Regions from separate parts of the Mus musculus genome. Here all the other regions are linked to region 4. The links are chromatin loops, found by intact Hi-C in ENCODE. Cell type or tissue: heart. All regions are shown on one strand.

Region 1 (5,000 bases), 55 kb before region 4:
CCATGGGAACGGTATCTTTCCTACCCTCATTCCTTTGGGATGCTTCTTAGAAAACCTCCCAACCGTACACCTGAAACCTGGCTTGAAGGGCCCTCGGGTCCAATCAAATTGGGCCTCAATATCCCTAAGACAATTTTTAAAAAAGATTTATTTATTATTATATATAAGTCCACTGTAGCTGACTTCATACACACCAGTAGAGGGCATCAGATCCCATTACGGATGGTTGTGAGCCACCATGTGGTTGCTGGGATTTGAACTCAGGGCCTCCAGAAGAGCAGTCAGTGCTCTTAACTGTTGAGCCATCTCTCCAGCCCATATCCCTAAGCTAATTAATCAATATGAATATCTGCCTAAAGCCACCCTTGATCTTAATATTAATCAGTATGTTTATAAATACTATCTATGAGCGATCGGAGAAAAGGACATTTCCCCATTCCTTATTTCTCCTTTCTCCAAACCCTCTTTGTCCCCCGCCCAACCCCCACTCAATGGAAATGTCCTGACTTCTAACTTACCATCAATGGCTCTGGTACTGCAGAGTTTGTTGCAAGGTGGGAGCCAGAAGCCCAACCCAGCAGGATGGGGAGAAAGCAAAGAGTAGCCCAGCTACAGCTTGCACACAGCCAGTCAGTCACTCCTCGCTGGCTGGTCAGTCTCTCAGCTCCCTCCTGTAGGGTCCTCTCTCCCTAGTCAAACCTCATTGGTTCCCAATCTCCAGGCCTGCTCCGTTCTCACCTAACTAGATTCGGTTTGACAGGATTGCAGGTGTCTTTAGGTCTGAGTAGCATCAGACTGTTTTACGCTGATTTTAGAGTTGGGTATGGCTTCCCCTCGCCTAGACCCAAGTATGCTTGTTTAAAGGTTTCCTTCAAAATCTCTGTCCCATATCAGGCAAACCACCTATGTGACAGAGAAAGGAGAGAAATCAGTATAAAGGGACAGACGACTCACAGTAGGGACTATGGATGGCTACTCATCTCTACTCTGTAGGCTTTGATTTCATTCTCTAAACTTGCTAAGGTATATGATTAAAACCCTGTAAGTCCCTCACAAAGGGGTTAACTTAAAGCATGTGACACTAGGGTAGATAGCTAACAGTCTATGCCTAGGAAGCGAGTTGCTTGTTGCCAACTCGGTCACGGTCCCCCATCAGGATGGAGGCAGCCACGTGGCTGACAGCCATCTTTGCTAGCATTTGAAAGGATGGACTTTGCCATGTGACCTCACTCCTGTTCTGATTTAAAAGCTGACTGAATGGCATAAGCCAATCAAGGAAAATAGCCCCTCCTAGCTGTGAGGCCCAAAGCAGATAAAACTTCCACTATTTTCCATCACACTCACAAACCCCAATCGGGTGCCTTCCCTTCATCTTCAGCCTCCTGACCTCTCCTCCTCTCCCCTCAGTAATAGGTTGCCCACCAGTCAGGGCTGATGCAGTTCCAGACCAGGACTCCAAATGGGATTACAATACCCCAGGGAGCATCCTAGCCAGGAATTAAGTAATAACTTTGCCTTCTGGCCAATCTCCACAAAGCTGCCCTTCAGGCAGTAAATTATGAAACATCCCAAAAGATCATCCAAGATAAATATAAAAATTCATCACAATTCCTAGACCGCCTTCCAAAGGCCCTCCTACAATACACTAACCTGGATCCTGAGCCCTCAGGTGGAAAGCAACTCCTATGAGCTGCTTCTTTTTCTCAGAGTTCCTCTAATATTAGGACCAAACTTAAATGTCTATAGAAAGGACCCCCGACTTCTCAGGCAAAAAATCTTAACTGTGGCCTTCAAGATGTACCATAGAAGAGATGAAAAAGCCCCCCAAACAATAATACCCAATGTTGACCTAGGGGCTCTCATCTGGCCAAAGGAAAAGTCCAGGCTCCCTGGTCTAAGACCCTCCACATCCCTGTTTCAAATGTGGTCAGGAGTGTCACTGCGCTCAGGCCTGGCCTTCTCCTGTAAACCATCCAGACCATGTCCAAGGTGCTACCAAAAAACACTGGAGTGTTGCCTGCCTGCTCCATACCCCTGGTGGCATGTGGACATCAAACCCTGACCACCTTTCAGCCAATCTCCTTGGTCTAGCCATGGACAACTGAAGGGGCCAGGACTCCCTTAGCCTGACCACTGCCTGGGACTCCTAGGTAATTATCGCAGTATCAGGGTGTCAGCCTCCTTCCTTTTGGACCCCAGAGCCACTGTTCCAGTCCTGACAAAATTCTGGGCATCCGCATCTCTTTCTGTTCCTCTATCATGAGAGTAGGAGGACAGCCTTACCAGGCTCACCACCCCCCCCCCCACTTAGCTGTATTCTTAGGGGTATCTCTCTTACCCGTTCCTCTCTAGTGAATCTAACTTGTCCCATCCCTTTGCTTTCAAAGGACCTAGCCAAAATGGGAGCTTCGGTTTCTTTTGCTCCCCACATCTGCTTGTCTCCAGGCTCACCAGTCATTCCCTCTTCCAGACTGTACACTTGGACACACGTGCTCCTCTCCCACCCCTTCCTGTCCCCCCCACCCCACCCCCCCCCACCCCCGACCTCCAAGGAGCTGCAGCTTCCTTACGCCCTTCTGGGCCTCTATAACCTTAGCTCCATCCTGGGAGTTGCACAGCTCCTCCATTCCCTCCCAGGCTTCTTTGTCTCTCAGCTCCCACTGGGAGCTTCTGGAAACTCTCCAGCAGAGTTCATTCTGCCGCCCTTCTTCTCTTCCTCCACAGACTCGGATTTGATGTAAGCCTCACTCTGTTCCCACAAACAGCTTGGCCTCGGTACAGTTTACATGGCTGAAACTGGCATGCCTGGTTTCCAATGATGGCAACTTCCGTCACTGCACAAACAAATGATCCACCCTTTATATTTTAATAAGGGTCCATGTCACCCCAGATGGGAGGTGGGGGGACACTGGTAAGCTCGACTACAGCACTTACCACAGCTGCCCATCAGGCACAATTCAAGTACAGAGGACAAGCATCCCATGCTCCCAAAACCCTAGGAATAGACATGGTAAAAGAAGTGGCTTGAAGCACCTGGAAGGTCCTCATACTCATAACATTATTATTGATAATATTGATCCCGCTTCCCTGTCATACCATCTTGGGTTTCAGACCTTAACCTCTGTGTATCAGCTAGATTTACTAACAGCAGAGAGAAGTGATTTTGTCACTTCCTTGGGGAGGAATGCCACCTTTATGTTAACCAATAAGGTATAGTGAAAGACAAGATCCAACTCTTTAGTCAGATGGAAAAACAAACAAAAAATCATAAGAAACAGCTCGATGCCTCTGGCCAGTGGATCATTGGCAGTCCAGTACGGGATGCAGATATTATCCTTTTTAACCCTCTTCCTCTCCTTGGCTTACTAATTACACCCTTCCTTATAAACTTGTTTAAACTCTCCAACAACAAATACAACAGATTTCCAGTAAGACCTTTATCCAGTCATAATTACAGGATCACTGATCCCTAGTTACAGAGCCAGAGGCCTGCAACACCCAACTGTATCCTGAGAAAGACAATCGAATGCTCCAAGGACTCCAATGCCCCTGGCCAGCAGGAAGCAGCCAGGTGAAAGACTTCCCTCTTTCTCACCTCTCCCTTTCTAACCAGCCTTAAACAAAAAGGGGGGATTATAGTCCTGAGCTGAGCACCACAAAAGCAGATGTGCCACCAAAGCCATCAGGGTAGCCCTGGTTCTCTCCTTCTCACCCCACCCTACAGCTACTGCAGAAGAATGGCCCACAGGAGCTGTCCAAAATGGCGGCTCCTGTCAAAATGGCGGCCCATCTCCTGAGCCTGGAGCCATCACAGGAGCTTCAGGAACTGTTCACGGTGGCTCACCTCTCCTGCCTCAGTCTACTGCCAACTTGAAGAGCTGTCCACAGTGGCAGCACCTCCTCACCAGCTCCCCCAACTCTCACTCCCCCAGCAGCCCCACAGAGATGGCACCTCAGCAAAAACTGGTTGCAGCTTGGAAAGACTTCCCACTCTAACCCACAGGCCTGGTGCTCTCTCTCTCTTTCTTCTTCTTCTTCTTCTTCTTCTTCCTCTTCTTCTTCCTCTTCTTCTTCCTCTTCTTCTTCCTCTTCATCATCATCTTCTTCTTCCTCTTCTTCTTCCTCTTCATCTTCTTCTTCCTCTTCTTCTTCTTCTTCTTCTTCTTCTTCTTCTTCTTCTTCTTCTTCTTCTTCTTCTTCTTCTTCTTCTTCTTCCTCCTCTCTCTCTCTCTCTCTCTCTCTCTCTCTCTCTCTCTCTCTCTCTCTCTCTCTCTCTCTCCCTGTTCCCATGTGTTCTTGGCAGGTCTCTCTCCATTCCTGTCCTTCTCTGTCCCCCTCCCCCCCCCCTTCTCTACCCTCACGGCTCTGCTCCCATCTGTCTGCCTCTACCTGTCTTCTGGGTCCTCATTCTTTTCCCTTCCCCCAAATAAACTTTCTTTATATCAGATTTGTTTCATGGCATGATTTCTCAGAGGGCATCTTGGCATGGGCCCGCCAGGTACACACCCCCCTCCTGCTGTATCGTATCTCATAACAAAGTCCTCCAGGATGGAAACCCTGGCATTCTTCTGCCTCTTCTCTAATAATTAGTGTGGCCCTCAGCCTCTAGCAAATTCATTACTAGTGGCTTCCTGTCCTGACAGGGATCCCCAGGTCCTCATAAACCACAGCACTGCTGGGGCCAGGTTTTGCCAGCCCACCCTTCTGCCTTGGCTGTAGGTTGGGCGAAAAATCAAGGCCAATGAAGTTGACCTAAAACCCCAGTCCCCGTGGCGGCTGCAGCTACCAACAGCCCCTGGAGCCTGCGGATGTGGCCCCTGTGCTGTGGGGTACAATACTCTTCATACCACCGAGACATGAATGTCTCATTGTGCTCCTGGCCGACAAAACCAAACCAAACCAAACCAAAAACACAACCAGGTGCGGCGACCCAGAGTTTTTCAGAAGGCCATCCCTGCCCTGGCCCAGCCCGTGTGTTCTCTTCTCAGCCCCATGTGTCC
Region 2 (5,000 bases), 120 kb before region 4:
CCACTTGTTCTGAAATTAATTTGAGAGAGAATTTCTGAAAGATTGTTTCCATGGAGACCTTCTTAGTAGAAGTGAATTTTGGAGAAAATACCATGGACTTACAGATCTGCTGACTTAATTAAACATTACATTCTGACAGGGCTTTTTATGGGAGCACAAGAGACAAACGTAACAGAGGCAGCAATGGGACCAGGAAATCTTAATATCTGTCCTTTTATGACCGACAAGCAGAAACTGTGCCTTGGCAAATAGGAGGATGAATGCAGCAAGGCAGTCTTGGGGGCAGGTTGCTTGTTTTACCTACTGTCTTTATTCAAGAGTCTCTGAATCCTGTCATAGCCAAGCTGAACCCAACGTTCCTAATGGTTGCTTAAAATAGGCCATCTCCCATTTCACCGTGGCTAGAGCAGAGTTCAGGATGTGAAAAAACAAGGCTAAAACAAGATGCTGGGCAGGAAGCTGCAGTTGCCAAGAATGTCTGTCTGATTAAATTTCTTGAACCACAACCTTATCAAAGGCTAAATCCTTTGTTCATCTGTTAAGTGCATCGTTGGTGTCTATTAGGTGTAACACATTCCTTTCATCCAGCTTACTGCACGTTTTCAGGGGCAGCGTCTCTTCCTCAGTCACTGCTTTGGCGGAAGGACATTAACCAAGTAGAGGGTTGTAACACCAGACTGGGTCAGGTTTCCTTTTTCTCTTTCTCCCCCCCCCCCCTCTTATTTTTCAGTACTGAGGGTAGAAGCTGGGCCTTGCTCATGCTAAGTAAGTATTCTTGCTCTGGGGTTGGGGATTTAACTCAGTGCTAGCAGGTACTAGGCCCTACACTTACATAAGAAATACATAAAACAAACAGTCTGGGTGGTGGGTTGAATATGCTTGGCCCAGGGAGTGGCACTATTTGGAAGTGTGGCCTTGTTGGATGAAGTATGTCAATGTAGGTGTGGACTTTAAGACCCTGGTCCTAGTGGCCAGGAAGCTTGTCGTCTCCTGTTTGCCTTCAGATCAAGATGTAGAACCCTCAGCTCCTTCTCCAGGGCCATGCTTGCCTGCAGGCTGCCGTGCTTCCTGCCATGATGATAACGGACTGAACCTCTGAACCTGTAAGGCAGCCCCAATGAAACCTTGTAGCTTATAAGAGTTCTTGGTCATTGTCACTGAATTATTTCCCCAGTCCCCTTCATTCTCTTTAAAAATCTTCTTAAAATCATTTTTATTTATGTTTATGTATGTATACGTGTGCCCATATCTCTGTGTGTACACCATGTGCGTGCAAGCACCTTTTAGGTAGTAAGAGGCCACTGGGGTTCTTGGAACTGGAGTTACAGGCAGTTCTGCATGCTGGGAACAGGATCCAGCCTCTCTGAAAGAGCAACACCCTCTTAACCACTGAACTATCATCCCTCCACTGAGCTATCATCCCTCCACTGAGCTATCATCCCTCCACTGAGCTATCCCTCCAGACTTCTTTTTACATTCTTGATTCTGATCAGGGTGTAATGATGGGACGAGTCATGTATCTTCTCCATGTTCAGTCTCCTCATCTATAAAATGGGCAATGATGGGGCTGGAGAGATGATGGCTCAGCGGTTAAGAGCACTGTTCTTCCGAAGGTCCTGAGTTCAAATCCCAGCAACCACATGATGGTTCACAACCATCCGTAATGAGATCTGATGCCCTCTTTTGGGGTGTCTGAAGTGTACTTATATATAATGAATAAATAAATCTTTTTAAAAATGGGTAGTGATGGCAGTGTATCATGAGGGTGTCTTGAGGATTAAACTAACTCAATACAGGCTAAGTGTTTAGAACTGTGGTGCTTATGGAAACTTTATCACAAATGTGAGCACTTACAACTGTTATGGACCTGTCTATCCAAGAGGTGGTCTCCACACTTTATTTGCACAACTATGCTTCTATCGTCCCATGGAGGACTAATGCTGGCAGAATAAAAAGTATCTGTAATTCTTCATTTCACTTAGGAATGGCTGACATGCAGAGCCCAGCCCTGGCCTTTGGATCATAAAGAATTGCTTCAGCTTTTGCCTGTCACAGATACAAGGCTCATGGGCCAGAGGCTGTGATCTGATGAAGAAAGGGAGACTTGGATGCGGCTCTAAAGCTATTTAAGGATGACCCAGGTTCCTCACCTGCAATAAAAGGATGGTATTTTGATGTACCAGTAATAGTTGCAATCAGATATTACCCTGATTGAGTTATTTGGTGAGGATTAAACAAGACAAGATGTATAAATTATATGTTATAGACACGTAGTCTGTAAATGAGGGACATTCAGCGGCTTCTCTAAGGAGTTCCCTGTTGAAGAATGGGGAAAAGCAGGGACTTAACGCCAAAGTAGGGGACAGTCAACAGCTTGGTAACAAGGGTGCAGGGCCCCAATAGCCTGAAAGTGCAACACCCAGGGGCTCGAAGTTTCTGACCATCCTCTTGCCTGACTCTGGCCAATGCGGTCAATCATCCCACATGTGGGTGGTCTGTTATGATTTCTCCCAGTTCTGACAGTAATCGAACCTGAATCCATCTCTTTTTCTCAGAAGAGAGCAATCTTGAGAGCGAGGGTTGCACCCTGCTACCCAGCTAGAGCTTCCACTAAACCAGATCCGCAGGTGGCAATAGTTTAACACCGCCCTGCAGTTGTCTAGCACTGTAGAAGGCATTATTCAACATTATTAATGTAACTGGCGGAAGCGATGCAGTGACTGTTCCAGGGACTCTATATTTTAGCGTTCACTTGGCCTTTGGAGCAGCAGGTTAGTAGCAAATCTCTCAGTTTCACTCAGGCCTGCTGCACGATTCTTTTTTTTTTTTTTTTTTTTTTTTTTTTTTTTGTCGGAGGGCTTTATTCCATTAGTGGAATCCGCAGGCCGCAGCTGCACCCTCCCTTTAAGGGACTCAGGAAGTTCCGCCTGCTACGGAAGCCGACGCGGTGCTCCGGCGGAGTCCAGGTACGGACCTGCTAGTTCTTCCTGCTCGCCTACCCCGGCCCAGGTAACGCTGAGGTGAGGGCTTGGCGACGGGGCTGAGGTGGGAATGCATGTCCTGGGAACATTCTGTGCAGAGAGCCCTCCGTGGACGTGGGGTGGCGGCAGCACCAGCCTTCGGAGTCGAGACCAGTTGCCGAGCTGCCAATAATCACTTGCTCGCCAGCCTAGCCAGTTTCGCTGTTTGTGTGCGCGCGCACGCTCCTTCCACGGATTTGGGGGGCAAGGTGGGGGCGTAGGACAACTGGCATCCTGGTGGCATGGCGTCCTGGTGGGCGTGTCTGCTGCGGACCCCTTGTGAGCGTTTTGGGATTTTTTTTTCCTTTAATTTTTGATGTTTTTGCAACAGGGTCTCACTATTTATCTCTGGCTGTCCTGAAACGCACTCGGTAGACCAGTCTGACCTCAAACCTATAGAAATCCTCCTGCCTCTACCTCCGAAGTGCTGGGATTAAAGGCGTGCACCGCTCGCCGTGTCAGGACTTTTGAAATTCCTTCCGGAATTGAAGGTGAGAGAATTCAGTCATAGGATGAAGCCAACGTCATTTTCGCAAAATATGGATTCTACTAGAACCCATCCTTTCCTTCGGGAGTGAATATAAGCCCTCAATATGTCAATGTGAGCTTGTGATTATGAAGTGTAACGATTCAGAAAAAAAGTAAAGAAATAAGTGGTAGAAATAAGCTCCCGTCAGGCCATATCCCGTCAGGAATAAAGCCTTATCCCTCGGAGGCAGAGGCAGAGGCAGGCTGATCTGTGAATTGGAGGCCAGCCTGGTCTCCATAGTGAGATCCTGTCTCAGAGAGAAGGAAAGAAAAAAGAAATCAGTATCATTAGGTTGAAGAGCTGCTCAGTAGGCAAGGCAGAGTTCAGTGTCTGGAACCTAAAGGTGGAAGGAGAAAACTCAGTCCACAAGGTTGTCCTTTGACCTCCACACTGGCACCATGGCATGGGTGCCCAGACACATCAGACAGACAGGCAGACAGACACACAAGCACCCTTACCCACTGAGCCATCTGGCTGGCCCTGAATCTTTGCTTAGTATTAGATAGTGTAGGCTGTGAGCATAGTCAACACGTTTCCGAGTTAACTGATACAGTTTCATAATTTTTAGTGTTGTGAAGGCTGCACTGATGAATAGTGTTAGTGTGTTTAGGCTCACTTTAGAAATTATTGGAACTCCCGTACTAATCACAAGCCATAATTTATTATTTATTATTACTGTTGTTGTTGATATTGTATTAGGAAACTCAAGTTTGGAACTCAAGTAGCAATTTTAAAAATAAAACATTGTAATACATTACAGCTTAGAGATACTCTAATTGGGTTCATACTGAAGAATGTTAGCAGAAAAGTATTGAAAGGTTTTTTTGTTTGTTTGTTTTTTGTTTTTGTTTTTTTTCGAGTCAGGGTTTCTCTGTGTAGCCCTCCTGTCCTGGAACTCTGTAGACCAAACTGCCCTTGAACTCAGAAATCCACCTGCCTCTGCCTCCCGAGTGCTGGGATTAAAGGTGTGCGCCACCACTGCCTGCCTGTATTAAAAGTTTTAAGAGCAGAAGACGGTGGGAACCATAAAACGTTGCAGTTGATATTCTGCTGGGGCCTTGAATTATCAAAACATGTGTGAGCTGTACTTGGCACTCATTGCCGTTTGAGACAGTGAGAACCTTGGAGATTTTGGTTTGACCAAAACTAGAGAAATAAGTAGATTAGTGTTACAGAAGTCTTCAGAATTTTACATTTGTAAAACCCTTACTTGTGGTTCTTTTACACACAGGCTGTGAAGCTAATGGTATGTATGTGTGTAGGTACATAGTAATATGTGTGCCCAGTTTGCTTTCTATTGCTTCGAGAACTACCATAGCAAAAAAGCAGACTACTTGGAGAGGAAAGGGTTGATTGGGCTAGCTGGTCCAAATCATAGTTCACCACTGAGGGAAGTCAGGGCAGGAACCTGGAGGCAGAAACCAAAACAAGACCACAGAGGAACACTGCTC
Region 3 (5,000 bases), 230 kb before region 4:
AAATCTATGATCAAAACCCCTACCTTGGCCCAATTATCTGTTTGCTCACTTTTAGTGTTGGTTCAATTAAGAGGGTGACACCATCCTTGGGGTTCATCTAGGTTCAAGGAAGAGAAACCACTCAAAACTAGTTTAAACAAAAGAGAGAATTTATTAGGCAAATATACTTGCAGAGATTCCAACAGCTGTATGGGTCAATAGCTAGAGCCACATTTTCTTTCCTACAGGACAGTACATGCTGCAATCACAATTCTGGGTTCTGCACCATCCTGAGGGTGGTCCTGCTTGTACCCTGCACGAGGGACTAGAATGTGGGCTCCTTTTTGCTTGCCTTTTTAGCTTTATAGTCCTTTATGCTGGCCTCAAACTTGACAAGCACATGCTGGCAGACATTCAAGAGCTCATTCAGGCCTTTCTGAAACGGCTCAACAGCTGGAAGGGCACCCCGGGTCTGAATTCGCAAATTAATTTTGCTCTCTGAAGGATGGGTCGTAGTGTAACCACAAAATTCCACTTCCGGGTTCTTCATGATTATGTACCGCAGACAGTTTCCTAGTGTATGGTCCTCCTCGTGCAGGACAAATGTCACACACTGTCTATCTGTTCCAGCTGCCTGGACCATTTCCAGGGCTGTCTTCCTCTCGCCTTCAGCCATTGAGGTCTTCAATCCTGATATTTTTCTACACACATATTTTTTTTGTAAGAATAAGATCACATGGAATATCGTTTTCTGATTAACTTTTTATGATTCACTGCCTCATTCTCCTGCCTCCACACTTCTAGCCATAGATATTTAACTCCAGTTTTTCCCTACTTCATTTGACTCCAGCAAAGAGGGGGAGGGGTGTCATCTCAGAAAAAAAAAAAAACCCCACCAAGTTAAATGTTTGCAAAATCTTTCTTGGGATAGAGCAAAAGAAAGGGGCAGAGTTACAATAGGGTAGGCCCTGCTGCAAGATGAAAAGGGAGTTGACAGGTATAAAAAACACGATTACTTTAGCATAAAAATGGCAACCACAAGTTATCAGGGTGGCAGGCTCAGTTACGGCTCCCATTTGAAAGAGGTAAGGAAACTACTAAGTTAAAGGAAGTGAAAAGTTTAATAGGAGGGAGAATTTGGTGGACAGAGAGAATTTACGAGCAGTCTGCACAGAGCGGAGTTGCAGTAACTTTAGCCAACTTAAACACGCCAGGCCCGCCACTCGGGACGGCTGGCCCGGTGCGTGACCTTACAACGAGGCAGTTCTAATGGGGGTGGTGGCAGTTTGGGACTTACAGCATGATTCCCAACTTCTCTCCCCTCCCGGATGGCTAGCATCCCTCTGGGCTTTTCTGTTACAAATAAACCCACGGCTCCTCCCTCTTCCCAACCCGGCCCGCTCTACTCTCTCTCCTTCCTTCCCCAGCGCCTGGGGTCAGGCCTAGCCGCCACGCCGGGCCGCAGTCGGCCGCGTGCCCCTTCGCCACCCGCTTCGCTGGCCCGACCCGCCGCCCCACTCCACTCTTCCCCTCCACCCTTACCTCTCCAGCTCCTGATCGTCTTCCATCGCGGGAGGTGGGGGTGGCGGCTCCAGGAAATCCTCAGGTGGCGCTGGCGAAATGGAAGCTCTTCCCCATGTCGCGAAAGGTGCGGGACAAGGCAGGAAGGAAGAAACCACCGACGGAAGAAGCGGATGACGGAAGGAGGGGGGCGGAGCCGCAGCGGCGCGGCAGGGCCCTCTGTGGGCGGGGCTAAACCGGGTCCCGCCCCCGACCACGCCCAGGCGCGGGCAGGACGGTTCACCTGGAACTGCGGAAGCTAAGCCAGCTGCCGGGCACAGCCAGCCGGTCCCCAAGTGCCACTGAAGAGCATAGGCTCTCACCTGTCGCCCCGAGACACCTGCTATTTAAAAAGAGTCAGAGTCGGATCTCTGGCCTGCTAGGCTCTCCAGGAACCCGACTGCCCCAGGGCTGGCTATTCCCAGGACTTGAGTCCTCAGGGGCCTTTCATGGGGCACCTTGAAAAAGCAGAGAGACTGTTGTGCAGAGATGACTCTCCTGACGATACTGTGGGTTTTAAAAATTTTTCTCCCTGGGGTGCAAATGTACATCTCCACTAGGTGCAAGGGCTGCGATGGTCTTTCTTTTGCGAGAGAAGTGAGAGTTTGGAGCACCGCCCTCCTTCCTCGGGAGCTCACGCTGTGGGACTGGCAGCTCCTTTTCCCTTTGATCCCAAGGAACCGCCCTTCTTCTCAGGTGCATCCTCCCAGCTCCCACCTGACCCTGGCCAGGCTGGGTCCCCGCCCCACCCAGCTGTCCCCTCGCCCTGCACACCTACACGTCAGCCGCCCCCCGCCACCTGTTCTCCCTCAGCCTGGTCCCGCAGCCCTCCCCTCCCTTCAGCTGTCCCACGCCCGGCGCGGCGCTCCAGGGGTGCACGCAGACACTTCCCGAGCGTTTTCTCTGTGTGTCTGAGAGGGAGAATCCGGCCGGGAGCGATGGCGGAGGGCGGAACGCGCTCACTCTAACACGGGGGTGATGAGCAGGGCCGACTCGGCCCCTCGAACTCCTTGATTGGTCGAGAGGCTCCGAGCCCGCTCTTAGTCCCGCCTTTGTCCGCCGTTGATTGGCTCAGGTGCGTGTCGGGTTGGGCCTCTGCGCTCGCCCCCTAGGGGAAAGGCAGCAGGGGCGGTTGAGAAGTAAAGTCTTGGCCGGACTTTGCTTCTCGCCAGGAAATCGGCGGCGGCGAGTCCCAGCGGAGCGGAGCCGGGCGGCGTCCTCGTCAGCGCTCCCGCGGGGAGCCCGCCGCTTTCCCTCAGTGAGTTACTTCGCCTCAGGTGCGGGCGGTGACGGGGTGTGGCGTCAGGGTAGGGGGGACCATCTGGGGGACCGCTGGGGGCCGCGTGCTGTCTGGCCCGGCCCGGTGCGGGTGCGGGTTCCAGGAACCCCGATGCAGGTCTGCGCGCCTCTCGCTTTTCAAGACATGGAGGTTTGGGAACGAGTTCTTGCACTTTGCGTCTGCACGTTGTCTGGAGCCAGAGTGGCGCTAGCTAGTTGCCCTCTGGTTTTGTTTCCTGGAAGGGATGAGCAGAGAGGCACCCTCCTCCTTGCCCCAGCCTGTTGCGGGGGAATTCTCACCTTTCTCTTCAGATTTGACATGTTTGGGAGCGTGGGGGGTATAATTTCCAAAATATGAGTCCCGATTTGGAAGCATTTGCGCACAAAGCACCTCTTGGGAAAGACATCGCTGGCTTTTCAAAGCTTTCTGCCACGTTTCACGCAAGGACTTTTTAATGGAGTGTTCTAGTATTTCCGTTTGCATTTAAGAGTGTGTGTTTGCCAGGAGCCTTAAGGACGCTTCCGCGTGGCTTTATCGAATCAATTTTTCTTCTTCTCACTCTGTAGCCTTGGCTAGCCTGGAACTCACGGAGATCCGCCTCTTTCTTGAGTGCTGTAGGGTTAGAAAGGCGTGTGCCCCACACCCCGCCAATTTTTCTTTGGGGAAAAAAAAAAAAAAGCCCAGAAACCAATGGCAAGGGTAGTTGGAGGCAACCGTGAGCTCCAGTTTATCCAAACTGCCTTCACTTTAAGAATGTCACATTCTTTTCAGTCACAGTACTTAGACATTGGCCTCCTTCCCAGGACACAATTTGCGTTTTCTCTAGCCTGTTCAGTGACATAGCACAGACGCAGGATCTCAGTAGGTCAGTCCTGTTTGCTTTGATAGGTTTGAAAACCCTCCCCCACCCACCCACCTTTGGAGAAAAGGACTTTGGCAGGTAAAGAAGGAAGATGGGGGAATCTAGTGTCCTATTTGGCCGGCAGATCATTGTTGAGCTAACAAGGTTTTGCCGTTTTAGCCTGTCCAAATTCCATGTGAGTTTTCCCAAAGGGGTCAAATGTAGGCCAAGTCAAAGCAGCTCTAGAGTCACATTGTTTTTAATTCAGTCCATCCACTAAGTCCAAGGTTTGTTCCTCTAAGCTTCAAGTTTGAGCCTTTTCGTTGTATAAACATTTAGCTACTCCGTGTCTACTCCGCTTTCCAGACTTTGGTGAAAGGGAATTTCTTGCCCAGAGTTGTCAGTGTCTGTATACTTCTTAGTCCATTACCTGAAAGGAAATTGAACAAAGTGATGTGGGAACTTAAAATCATTTCTGCCTAGAATGTGCCAGAGAAATCCTAGGCAGTCTTCAAATTGGCACGGGCTTTCTCTGGGAGCATCCTAAATGCTTATAGCCATAAAGTGCGACATCATCTGCTGTGCATATGGTTGGTCTGAAGGACTTGATGTTTGGGGCTAAAGCAATGGGGGTTGGGGGCTGGTTTGTTGTTTATCTTAGGGGTTCATGGTACATTGTACAAGTGGACCCTTAGATATCTGTTGAAATAATAAAAAGAAAGGATTTTGTGTAATTCCTCAAGACGTTTGGACACTTCATCTGGTCAGTGAGAGTGAGGTGTTCATTTCAAGCAGGAAGATGCTGTGGTAAGATTTGCATTCCATAAAGATAACTGCAGCAGGCTGGAGGACAGTGGGGGCCAGGCAGTAGGTGAGACTACTACATAGTCTCCGTGCATATAATATGTGTTTGCAAAGGGTTTATTACCCTCTCTTTGTTCTTTAGCGGTTTTTAGTCTGGTAGGATTTGGAAACCCGAAAAAATAAAAACAGTTTTGGCCCTGGCTCAGTAAAACCTCAGCCAGAGCTTGTCACCACCAGTCTGAAGAAAGCTGGTGTGGCATTCAGGAGGGGTGGACTCATAGGTGAGTGACTAGGTAGGAGTAGTGAAAGATGATCCCTGGTTTTGTTAGTTTGTTTGTCTGTTTTCTGTTTTTGTTTTAGAGACAGAGTTTTACTCTAACTGTCCTGGAACTCACTCTGGAGACCAGGCTGGCCTCAAACTCACAGAGATCCGCCTGCCTCTGCCTCCCAGAGCGCTGGGATTAAAGGCATGCACCACTATGCTCTGTGATTCCTGTTTTTTTGGGAGGTGAGGGGGCAGGGAGGGACTAGTTAAGC
Region 4 (5,000 bases):
ACTTATTCAAACCCCTTTTCCCTCCTCCACATACCTCTCTCGCACACCGCGAACTCCCTCTGCATGCCCCCCTCCCTACAGCAAGACACCAATCGGAGTTCAGACTCAAGGCCAAGCATTAAGCACTTCTGGGCTCTGGTGCAAGCAAGATTGCTATAAAAAGACATTCAGAAAACAAGGAATAGTATTGCCATTTTGCCTTTAATGGAAGAGTGGCTAACAGTTACAGTAAAAACAAAAAAACAAAAAAAAAAAAACACATTTAAAAAAAATCCATTGTTTGAATTTTCAGAAATATACATACACTTGAAAGCCAATAAAGTCATTATAAAAATAAACTCTGAATATGTTTTAAAGGGGGAAAGGGCCAGTCTTTGTGGCTGCACAAATGTCTAGTAGTAATAATAGCAACCCGCCAGTCTATCTGAGCTGGATCACCCCAGGGCGGAGGACGCTTTCGCTTTGGAGGACAGGGCCTGCCTGAAGCGCCTCTTCAGGTCCTGCATGTTGGGGGATCGAGGCCGGGGAATGACGGATGCCCTCCTCCGTTCCCCACCGAGTCTGTGCACCTTGATCACTTCTTTGCAGAGATGTTGGAACACATCACAGACGTCTTCGTAGTTCTCACTAGTAGAAATTTCAAGGAAGAGACTGCCCAGCTCATTAGCTAGCTGAAGGCCTTCGTGTGTCTGCACCTGCCGGGCATGCAAAAGGTCTCCTTTGTTTCCCACGATGAAGATGGGGGCTTTTCCATCAGGGTGGACCTTCCGGATGTGCTGGTAAAGGGGCCGGATGGATTGGTAGCTCTCATAGTCTGTTATGGAATAAACCAGCAGAAAGCCCTCTGCCCAGTGCACACTTTTGGTCAGAGAATCCACCATTTGACTGAGGCTGTCTTGGGCCTGGGAAAAAACAAAATGGAATCTGGTCAAAGAAGCTCAAACATGACACCGGAGTAGCCCCTGTAGGAACACTGGACAGAGAGATCACTGAGTATTGCTGTCTGGCTCTCCCTAGCTTCTACAAGAGGCTTTCTGCAGAAAGCCTCAGACAAGTGCTCAACCTGGATTATTTTCTGAGCTGGCCTGGATGTAGACTGGTAACCTACTTTTTCCACAGGCAGTCTCCAGTGAACTCTAACCACTTAAGAATAATTACAGACCAGAACGGCTTCGTTTTCAGGGAACTAATTCATAACAAACAAAACCCTGGAAACAGCCCAACATAAATATCTATTCCCAAGCCCATAAAAAAATATTTTTAGCAGTCAACTTCTTGAGAATGTTGCAGAAACAAATTCCATTCTCTGGGCTCTCCACTCAACCTTTTCCTCCCTAGAAGGGCTGAGCAATTAGTTAAGTTGCATTCCACAGTGATAGCCAAAAGGTTATCTGATTGCAATTACTGGCTTGAGAAAACATTCCCTAGCTTTTTTTGGGGGGGGGAGAGGGGGACAGCCCTAGCCAGGACGCAAACCCCACTCCCTCCAGAATCCCACCTACTCCATGCTTTTTTCAGTGTGGTGCTGGAACCCAGGAATCCTTACTACTGAACTGGACCCTTAGTTCCAAGGCTGTGGTTTTTAGATTGTCCCAGGATGTGCTCTGAAAGTGTCAATGCCCGCCCGCCTAGGCAGCTCGGGCACCAGTGGTCAGTCAGGGCTACTGCTGGGAGGGGGTGGCTCAGCCTGTAATCCCAACACTTGGGAGGCTGAGGCATCAAAGATTATAAGGAGTCCAAGCAAACCTGAACTACAAACCAGCCAGGGCTACACAGCAATCTTTAAAATAATTAACTAATTATAATTAGCATTTAAGAGGAAACTAGTTCTAATCAACCATTTCTTGCCACCTAGGAGGGCATCCAACATCCCAACCCTCAGCACACCTTGTGTGCCCACACCTACATATTGGGCATGCTGAGACATCTCACTGAGATCCTGGAGCCAAACACCTCAGCCTGCACCACATACCCTCCTGACAGTCCTTACCTGAATGCCTCCCGGAGTGTCCTGGATCTGTAGGGATAGCTGGTCCCCCTCCACATAGACGAGTCTCGAATACAGTTTGCCTGTACAACGAAGAGGAATTTGCATCTAAGTTCCCACGGCCCCATGAGCAAAATAAAGAGAGAGGGGTGGGGAGGGCAAAGAGATACAAGTACAAGAGCCAGGAAGCACGGAAACATTCTTGCCTGTGTTGGGTTCGTAGTCGCCGATGAATCTCTTGGTCAAGAAGCGCACAATCATTGCTGAAAAAATAAAGTAGGAAAATCAGCTGAAGAAGTGGGTCAAGCTGTTCCAAACTGGGCCCTCAAAGGAACAGCACGCGTCCCCCCAGGTTCCCGGGACAAAGCCCCGCCACCGCGGAGTGCCTTTCCCCGCGGAATGTGATGGACCGGACTAGAGCGACACTCAACAGGCACCAACCCCGTCCAGAGCTCAGAAATGGACCTCTGAAGCAACAGGCAGGGGTCTTCCTGCATCCCGGCATCCCGGCATCCCGGCATCCCTGCGGGTGAAGACCCTCCGCTGTCCCTGGGCGGCTTTGCGCGCCTTTGTCCCACTTACCGCTCTTGCCCACACAACCCGCTCCCAGCACGGCCAGCTTGATGTCCTTGGGCAGGAGGTAGTCAGAGGAGGACTCCGGGATGGGGGCCAGCAGAAAGTGCCCAGACATGGTGAGCGGCCGCATGGGCGCGTCCCGAGACCGCGTTGCACGAGAGCCGCCTGGATACGCGCGGACACAACAGCGCCGGGATGTGGCGCGGCCAGCGGTGCTGCCCAGGCTCTTGGATTTTAAAGAGCTCCGGGAGCGCGGTGGCTGCCTCTGGCGCCTCCTTTTCCCCGCCCCTTCCTGGAAGGGTGGGAGCAGCGCCCGAGCAGGGGACTGTCACCCGCGGGCGTGCGCTCCTCAAGGCTGCCTGACGCGCTCTGCCCGCCCAGCTGCGCGGGTTCCTCCCGGTGCAGCCCAGGGGAGGCCTTTGCTCAAATTGTATTTGCCGTGTCCTGGAGGCAGCCTCCAGTCTGGAGCACCAGCCTAGAGCATGAATCTGAGCCACCGAAAGAGCAAAAGTTTCAATTGGCTGGATGTTTCTAGGACAATGGGAAAGAGATCCCTTTTTGTGTCTTTGTCAAACAGTCCTAATGAGAACCCTGATTTTGATCTTCAGCATCCTGTACACTGAGTGTGGTGGCACACTGGCATGCTATCCTAGCGCTTAGCGGGTAGAGGCAGGAGGGTCAGAAGTTTAAGGTTATTCTTGGTCACATAGAGGGTTTGAGTTCAAGGCCAGTTTGGACTACGTAAAACCCGGTCTCAAATATAAACAACTAAAAAATTTAAAAGGGTCCTGAGGGGTGACATCACTGAGGAAATGGGTAGAGCCAGGGCAAGGTTCCTAATTAACTAATTGAGTATGAATCAAGGTAATTGCAGTCACTTCCCTGTGAACTCCCTTAGGGGGCAGTCATGCCCACAGCTCAGCATCCAAACACAGCCCCTTTCTGCTGTGAACAGATTTACTCAAATTCAATGAGCAACACACTTGGGGCCTGGACCTACCTTACTATTCAAAGATTTCCTGGTAGGTACATGGTGGAACTCAGGATAGGGCGTGGGGAGAAGGGCCCAGAAGATAAACATGGCCTTGTTCTTGGATGCCACCATGACAAGGCTGTGTTTTAGTCTCATCTGCCCAATTGTCTAGACAGTCCTACCCTCATTCTTTCCCTTTTTCCTTCTTAGTTTTATCAGGTAGCTTGAACGGCATGACAAATCACACAGAACTCAATGGCTCGCTCCAACAGACTTTTCTTTCAAAAGATTTATTTACTTTCATGGGTATTCTATCTGCATGTACACCTGCATGCCAGAAGTGGGCATCAGATCCCATTATAAATGGTTGTGAGCCATTATGTGGTTGCTGGGAATTGAACTCAGGACCTCTGGAAGAGCAGCCAGTGCTTTTAACAGCTGAGCCATCTCTTCAGCCCCCCTCCCTCCCCTTTTTCCCCAGACACTGCCCCCGATGCCACATACTCCTGTTCTTCCTAATCTATGCCAGGCTCTGACAAGCTTGATTGAGCTCTCTGAGGCCATAACTGAGAAGTTATGAGCCCTAGGGAAATAGGCTGAGTTGCTCCATCACCAACTCACTCAAGTTTGGCTCATTGGGGAGTTTGGCAAGGCTTGTCCCCAGAGTGGCAGAGCAGAGCCCCAAGACGGTGAGGGAAAGTAGACAAGACCTCTGGAGGCTGGGTGGCTCTAGGGCAGAACCCATCATTCCTGGTGCACTCTGTTGACCAAAGCAAACCCTGATGCCAGCATGAGTTCAGAAGGTGGAGAAATGATGCTTTAGCCCTTTAAGGTCAGAGCAGCAAGCCATATTGGAAAAGGGCTAGCACGTAGAAAGTGACAGACAACTAGGTCTAGTTTTGCTGTCGAACATGCCAATAAATGGGCTTCCATACACGAAGTAGCCCAAGCCAGGTTCTGTGACTCCTCCTTGACCCCAACCTGTCCCGTCGGTTGTGGCTGTTTACGTTTAATGATTTCTTCTGTGCACACACACACACACACACACACACACACACCATTTGGCTGACCTTCGGAATGATTAAATAGATGGGCATTGACTCTACTGTTTGAAATGGAATAGCCAGCTGGTCAGTGGTGGAGCACGCCTTTAATCCCAGCACTTGGGAGGCAGAGGCAGGTGGATTTCTGAGTTTGAGGCCAGCCCGGTCTCCAGAATGAGTTCCAGGACAGCCAGGGCTACACAGAGAAACCCTGTCTCAAAACGTGTCCCCCCCCCCCAAAGAAATGGAATAGCCAAAAGTCTTGTATATATCTGTTGTTCTGACGATCCTGGAAAAAGATGTTCCAAGAGAGGCCTGCCATAGTTAAGTGGTACAGGACTGTAATCTTTTCACAAGGCAACCATTTCCCACTAATGTTCACTTTAGCCGGAGAGACATGAAGCAGGGCCTTCCTAACTGG

Evidence for each region. Hi-C counts contacts between places; a loop is a spot of excess contacts. Peaks named below come from ENCODE experiments on the same cell type or tissue, not always from the same donor. Only the 100,000 strongest peaks of a DNase experiment are listed, where the experiment ranks them.
Region 1: a loop joins it to region 4, with 3.0 times the contacts of the local background. A loop is called at or near these places in 15 of 42 quality-filtered maps.
Region 2: a loop joins it to region 4, with 1.9 times the contacts of the local background. A loop is called at or near these places in 2 of 42 quality-filtered maps.
Region 3: it touches region 4 in a loop (1.8-fold over the local background); 6 of 42 quality-filtered maps call a loop at or near these places.

What each region holds. Positions count from the first base shown.
Region 1 is chr5:146,898,200-146,903,199 of GRCm38, reverse strand. No RefSeq gene overlaps it. Among named protein-coding and RNA genes, the nearest start is that of Gm10858, 3.6 kb to the right of the region's middle. In heart, no CTCF peak of the experiment used is centred here; a DNase peak (open chromatin) is centred at 2,679.
Region 2 is chr5:146,961,732-146,966,731 of GRCm38, reverse strand. It overlaps Mtif3 (mitochondrial translational initiation factor 3), which reads left to right and starts at 2,935. Exons shown (of 4, transcript NM_001256102.1): 1 at 2,935-3,009. In heart, no CTCF peak of the experiment used is centred here; a DNase peak (open chromatin) is centred at 2,991; H3K4me3 peaks cover 1,682 bases; H3K27ac peaks cover 1,467 bases.
Region 3 is chr5:147,074,215-147,079,214 of GRCm38, reverse strand. Lnx2 (ligand of numb-protein X 2) reads left to right here and starts at 2,643. Exons shown (of 10, transcript NM_080795.4): 1 at 2,643-2,797. It overlaps Polr1d (polymerase (RNA) I polypeptide D), which reads right to left and starts at 1,869. Exons shown (of 3, transcript NM_181730.4): 1 at 1,522-1,869. The coding sequence starts at 1,547. In heart, a CTCF peak has its summit at 2,651; DNase peaks (open chromatin) are centred at 1,764, 2,584 and 3,484; H3K4me3 peaks cover 4,166 bases; H3K27ac peaks cover 2,474 bases.
Region 4 is chr5:146,842,910-146,847,909 of GRCm38, reverse strand. It overlaps Rasl11a (RAS-like, family 11, member A), which reads right to left and starts at 2,839. Exons shown (of 4, transcript NM_026864.1): 1 at 2,570-2,839; 2 at 2,194-2,250; 3 at 1,991-2,070; 4 at 184-902. The coding sequence starts at 2,693. The coding sequence ends at 435. In heart, CTCF peaks have their summits at 2,750 and 3,464; a DNase peak (open chromatin) is centred at 2,789; H3K4me3 peaks cover 2,001 bases; H3K27ac peaks cover 1,631 bases.